Linked DNA regions of Mus musculus: region 2 is linked to region 1. A link is a loop called in an ENCODE intact Hi-C map of the cell type or tissue named here. Cell type or tissue: heart. All regions are shown on one strand. Links, peaks and the distances in the headings refer to the core of each region. The heading gives the core; the rest is flanking DNA. Region 1 overlaps Dennd2a (DENN/MADD domain containing 2A). Region 2 has its middle 6.3 kb from the start of Adck2.

What was found. Hi-C counts contacts between places; a loop is a spot of excess contacts. Peaks named below come from ENCODE experiments on the same cell type or tissue, not always from the same donor. Only the 100,000 strongest peaks of a DNase experiment are listed, where the experiment ranks them.
Region 2: a loop joins it to region 1, with 5 times the contacts of the local background. A loop is called at or near these places in 39 of 42 quality-filtered maps.

The regions. Positions count from the first base shown.
Region 1 is chr6:39,461,633-39,464,544 of GRCm38, forward strand. It overlaps Dennd2a (DENN/MADD domain containing 2A), which reads right to left. Exons shown (of 19, transcript NM_172477.4): 18 at 2,580-2,666; 19 at 746-1,819. The coding sequence ends at 1,788. Among named protein-coding and RNA genes, the nearest start is that of Gm52860, 7.4 kb to the right of the region's middle. In heart, for the core only: a CTCF peak has its summit at 1,441 (motif pointing right); a DNase peak (open chromatin) is centred at 1,479.
Region 2 is chr6:39,566,088-39,568,999 of GRCm38, forward strand. No RefSeq gene overlaps it. Among named protein-coding and RNA genes, the nearest start is that of Adck2, 6.3 kb to the right of the region's middle. In heart, for the core only: a CTCF peak has its summit at 1,661; no DNase peak of the experiment used is centred there.

The DNA.
Region 1 (2,912 bases), core at 153-2,652:
GCCTTTCCACCTTCATGTGTCTCCTATGCAGCGTTCACCAGCGGTGGCACCATCTCACCAGCCTGAGCCTTCTTTACACATGCAGTGTGTCTCCCCCTTTTAATATAAAGACCACTGAAAAAAAGCCTCTTCAGTGTGGCAGGGGGTGCACACCTTTAATCCCAACACTTGTGAGGCAGGCAAAATTCTGAGTTCGAGGCCAGCCTGGTCTACTGACTGAGTTCCAGGATAGCCAGCACTATACAGAGAAACCCTGTCTTGAAAAAAACAAAACAAAACAAAAAAAAAAGGAAAGAGCCGGGTATGGTGGTGCACGCCTTTAATCCCAGCACTCGGGAGGCAGAGGCAGGTGGATTTCTGAGTTCAAGGCCAGCCTGGTCTACAAAGTGAGTTCCAGGACAGCTAGGGCTATACAGAGAAACTCTGTCTCAAAAAATGAAAAAGGAAAAGAAAAAAGCCTCTTCATACAAATAGCCTAGTACATTCCCCCAATATTTGTTTGTTTGTTTGATTTTTTGAGACAGGGTTTTTTCTGTGTATCCCTGGCTGCCCTGGAACTCACTTTGTAGACCAGGCTGGCCTCAAACTCAGAAATCCACCTGCTTCTGCCTCCCAAGTGTTGGGATTAAAGGTGTGTGTGCGCCACCACCGCCTAGCACATTCCCCCAATTTTATTTTAGGTTTTGTTTAAGTCAAATACAAAAACATCAATAAAATAGAATATTATACACTCACTAGGAATGTTGATAAAGATATACTTATTTATTTATTCACCTGAAGTTCTTAAGTAAAACAGTATAATATAAAATAAGTTAGAAAAGAACGTATATTCCAAAATACTAACTGTGATCACTTGGGGGCAATATAAAAATACACAGAATATTGCTATCAGAAAGTTACCTAAGCCTAGGAGCTTGTGGAATCGGTCCCTGAGCCCCCGTGCTGTGCTCACCTGCTTTCTCTGGCTACCTCCAACATCCCAGCCACGCACTCCTATTAATCCTGCCCAGGTCAGAGGCGATCCAGATGTAGTCAGTTTTTGGTGGCATTCACAGTATCGGGGTGGCAGCCCCGAGGCCAGCCCGAGAACCTTCCTTTGCTGCACACAGGGCTCCTGCAGACTCTTACTGTCCCCACAGGTCAGCTGATTCGGGTCCTCTCTCTCATAAAAGAGAAGCAACTACAGAAACCTCTCCTAGCTTTGTTGGTCAAGAGGAACAGGCTCACAGCAGTGGCCTAAGTGTCATGGTTGGGCCACAGGAAATAGAAACTTCAGGACCCTTAGAACATTTTATTACCAGTTAACAAGATTTCCTGTTTTTTTAAATGTGTCCCTCTAAAAGCCACAGACTTTTGGGGCATGAATGGAGCTATACGGCTTCTAGGAGAAAAAAAAAGAAAATGTAGTCAAGAACAGTAAAGTCCAGTCTCTGCCACCAGGTGGCGTCATAGACCAGTGCGGAAGAAGCAGTGGCGTGGGCAGAAGTGTTTCTGTGGCTGCCGCGCTTCCTAACTCCTGGCTCCACAGAGTCAATGAGCTGGCCCAGAGGCGATGAGATGGGGCAGGAGAGCTGAATGAAGGAAGAGCCAAACACTTTCCTTCTTCTTCTCTTTTAATATCTAAGATTTAAAGGTCCCAGAAGCAACTAACCACAGTAACAACATTCTGCATGCTGGCTGGTCCCTTCCGGAGCTGTTGTGAGCGCGTGCCACCTGCCCAGCTAAGGGGTCCATCCTGGGAGGACTGGGGCGTAGGGAGGAGGTTTTCCCTTGGGCCAAGATGAGGGTTATTTCTTGTGGAGAAACTTCATTTTATTGCCTAAAAAAGAAAGTGAGAACATTTTATCAGGGGGGGAGGGGAGGGAGGGGGTGCACAGGAAAGTGTGTGTCTCTCAGCAGGCTGTGGAGTCAAAGGACATCTTTGTGGACTCAGTTCCCTCCTCCCGCGTTTATGTGGGTTCTGGGGACTGGACTTAGGCTTGTGTGCCACATGCTGTGATGTCTTGCTGGCTGGTCACACAGCTCCTGATCTTCCTCCTCCACCTCCAGGGTTTACTCTGGAGCACAGTGTGCACCCTTAAGGACCTTTTTGCTGATTAAACTGTAGTCCTGATGATTCTTCTTTTTTTTTTTTTTCTTTTGGTTTTTTGAGACAGGGTTTCTCTGTGTAGCCCTGACTGTCCTGGAACTCACTCTGTAGACCAGGCTGGCCTCGAACTCAGACATCCACCTGCCTCTGCCTCCCGAGTGCTGGGATTAAAGGTGTGCGCCGCCACCACCAGCAGTCCTCTTGATGATTCTTTTTTGCTCAGGGGCATTCGGAGGTTGGGAGGAATCCTACCTGTGTTAAGGTACTCCCTGCCTCGCCCAGGGCATGCTGCCTCTGTTGGTTGCCACAAGACTCGGGGGTTCAGAAGATGGTGGCAAGGATGTCAGTGAGGCCACCCTAGTTCCCAGGGACAGACTAAGAGAGGTAGACAGTCCACCCTGTACCGTTCCTGGCTCTTGTGGATGGAAGTAGTGAAGACTCCAGGAAAGATGGTTTAGAGCTGAGGCTGGCGACAGGGACCCAGCCTTACCCAGTCCCTTGAGGAATTTATTGACTCCGCTGTGCTCTCCGCTGGGCAGGGTTTCCAGGTACTCCTGGGCTCGGACTTCAAACAGACCTGGTGAGGAGAAATACCCAGGATATGTTAGATGCCTGCCTTTGTGCTTCTGCACTGACCTTCTTCCTCGATAGCTCGGGAAACCTTGCTTCTGAGGCGCAGCTGTGCCTATAAATACGCTTTCAAGCCTGGGGTTTATAAGGGATTTTACTGTCCTTATAATTGCCCCACCTTGTATAATAGCTGTCTGTGGGAAGCCGTAAAGTCCGTTCACACATGAGACTCCATCTCATTCCTGCTTCCTCA
Region 2 (2,912 bases), core at 114-2,613, 100 kb after region 1:
TAATATTGTTTATTTGTGGGTGTGTGCACAGGCCTGCAGGTACCCATGAAGGTTGAAAGGTGGTGTTGGAGTTACAGGCAATTAGAATCCATCAGACGCAGATACTAGGAACCAGACTCTGGTCCTCTGAAAGAGCACCAAGTGCTCTTAAGTATGGAGCCATTTATCCAGCCTTTGCTTTGTTTTTGAGAGCAGGAATCACTCTGTAGCCCAGGATGGCCTGAAACTCACAGCAATCCTCTTGTTCAGCCTCTTGAGTCCTGGGATGTGGCCATGAGTCACCAAGTTCAGCCTGGTCAGGCTTTCAGAACAGGTAAATCACAGGTCTCCCAGGCAGCGGAACTACTACTGCCTGTAGCGCATTTGAGCTGGAGGGATCTTGGAGATAGGTGCACCCATACTTCCCAGACAGAGGGAAACGGGATTGTCCCTGCAGTGTTAACACAAGTCTAGAATCTGGGGAGGGCTAGCAGAGGGCTTGAACAAAATCAGAAGGTGAAACTGGAGTGGGAGAAACTCTGATGCAAAGAATGACTACAGCTCCAGTGATGAGCAGAGAGAAAGGGTCACCGAGCCAGACCTCCTTGGGGAGGCATATGAAGGCAACACCGAAGGGCAAGGTTGACAATGGCTTTCTCCATCTCTCTTCAGAGTTCTGACATTTTTTTTCACCACTGTGCATATGGGTGTATGGGGATGGCTGGAGATTTTATATATATATATATATATATATATATATATATATATATATATATATAATATTTAAGTATACACATATATTTAAGTGACACTGGAAATTCTGGAAGTTACACCCACACACACCCAAACAAGTGCTCTGCTCACTCACAGCCCATGACCAAGATTTTTACACTACACTCCAACTTTCTTAGCGGCAAATTGCAGGCCATGTGTATCACATAGGACTTGGGGCAGGATCGGGGGCTGACCTCAAACTTTTCTTTGCCAGATAATTACCTTGACCTCGTGAGAAAAGAGGAGGTGGGAAAAGACAGATTTTAGCTTCTCACTGACCATTTTGGACTGTAAGAAATAAGGGTTTGCAGTTTATAGGCTGTGAGTTATGGTACTTTGCTAACGCAGACCAAAGGGACCTGTAGGCTCAGGGTTGTGTCTGACATTGTGCGTGAAGAGGACAGAGATGCAGCTAAATATCTTCCAGTTATAGGACACCCCTCCTGCACCACCCCCTCTGCAAAGCAGAGAATCCTGCTCAGAATGTCAGAAGTATAGAAATTAGGGATGGAGAGCAGTTAAGAGCACTGGCGCTCTTTCAGAGGACCCTGGTTCTATTCACACTACCCACATGATGGCTCACAACCATCTGTAACTACAGTCTCAGGGGTCCCAATGCCCCCTTTTTACTTTCAACAGCCATGCATGCAATAAACAGATATGCATGCAAGCAAAATACCCATATGCATAAAATAAGAAAACAAGCTTCCACTTCCTTCTCCTGAGCACCATATGTGCCCTGCCTCATATATTTCATGTAAACGTGTTATGGAGGAGATACTAAAATGATAGGCTCTTGTGCAAAGAGAAGTCTAGACAGACTTAGCATCTCTTGTTTTTCCTTCCTAGGCAGGTCTGGAACCCTAGGGGAAGCTTGGTTGCACTTCAAAGTGAGTAGTGACTCCTAGTGGAAGTAATGCGAACCACATCAGCAGGGACAATACCGAAAAACAGAGACTATTTGCGGGCTTTTGCTGTTGAGATGAATCTGGACATCAATAGAGGCTACCCAGACAAGGACAAACGGGCTGGTTACTCAGACTTGTCTGTAGAAAGGAAGCTGGCCACCATTGTGGGCAGAAACTTATACTCAAGTTGAGCAAATACCGGTGGGAACAGGTGTTTGGAGGTTGCTGGGGGTGGTGGTGAAGGAAGGGGTGTCGATTAATTTCTGTTGCTGTGATAAGATATCCTGATAAACGATGTAAGAGAGGAATGGGTTATTTTGCTTTATGAATTGGCTTATTTTTAAGTTTTTTCTCACTGTGTAGCTCTGGCTGTCCCAAAACCTTACTTATGTAGACCAGGCTGGCCCTGAACTCACAGAGATCCATTTGCCTCTGCCTCCAAAGTGCTGGGATTAAAGGCGTGCCACCACTACTTTGGTTTACTTCCCAGGTTCTATTCCAACATTGGACAGACGTCAAGACAGGGACATCATTTGAACAGATTCCTGTTTGCTCTCATCTGGCTTTCTCCTGTCTTACATAGTTCAGGATCTCCAGGCCAAGGGAATGGCACTGCCCACAATGGGCTGGGTCCTCTTAAATCAATTAACAGTCAAGACAGTCCACCACAGACATGGCCACAGGCTAGCCTGATGTAGTCAATCCTTCACTCGGGCTTTCTTCCTAGGTGATTCTAGGTTGTTGCTGACATTTAAAAATAACCCTCACAGCTATGCAGAAGAGAGGGGAGACAATGGTTATAGCTAGCAATGGTGGCTGACCCCAAGCAAGCTGAGTCTTCCAGCACAGCAGGAACGAGACACACATGGATACACAGACTGTGGCAGCATACACAAGACCTGCACAGATTCAAAGCACACAAAATCAGCACTAACAAGGGGAAACGGACACAGCGTTCCACCACTAACCAGGAAGCGATTTGCAATTGAAACCTGTTGGAAAGTGAAAATCAGTTTTCTGCAGTGGAACGTCCTCCCCAGTGCTAGGATCGAGGCATGCACCACCTCTTTTTTGGCTCTGTAGCTGGCACTCTTAAAAAAATAAGTTTTCCTTATTGTAAGCCTATAGCTGTTGCAGGGGTCAGAGGTAAACCACAGCTCCATTGTGAGATATAGACTGGCTGTCCTTTCCTCTCCAATGTAGTCCATTTTATGATACCTCGCAACCTTCATTGCTTTAGTGGCCCTTGCT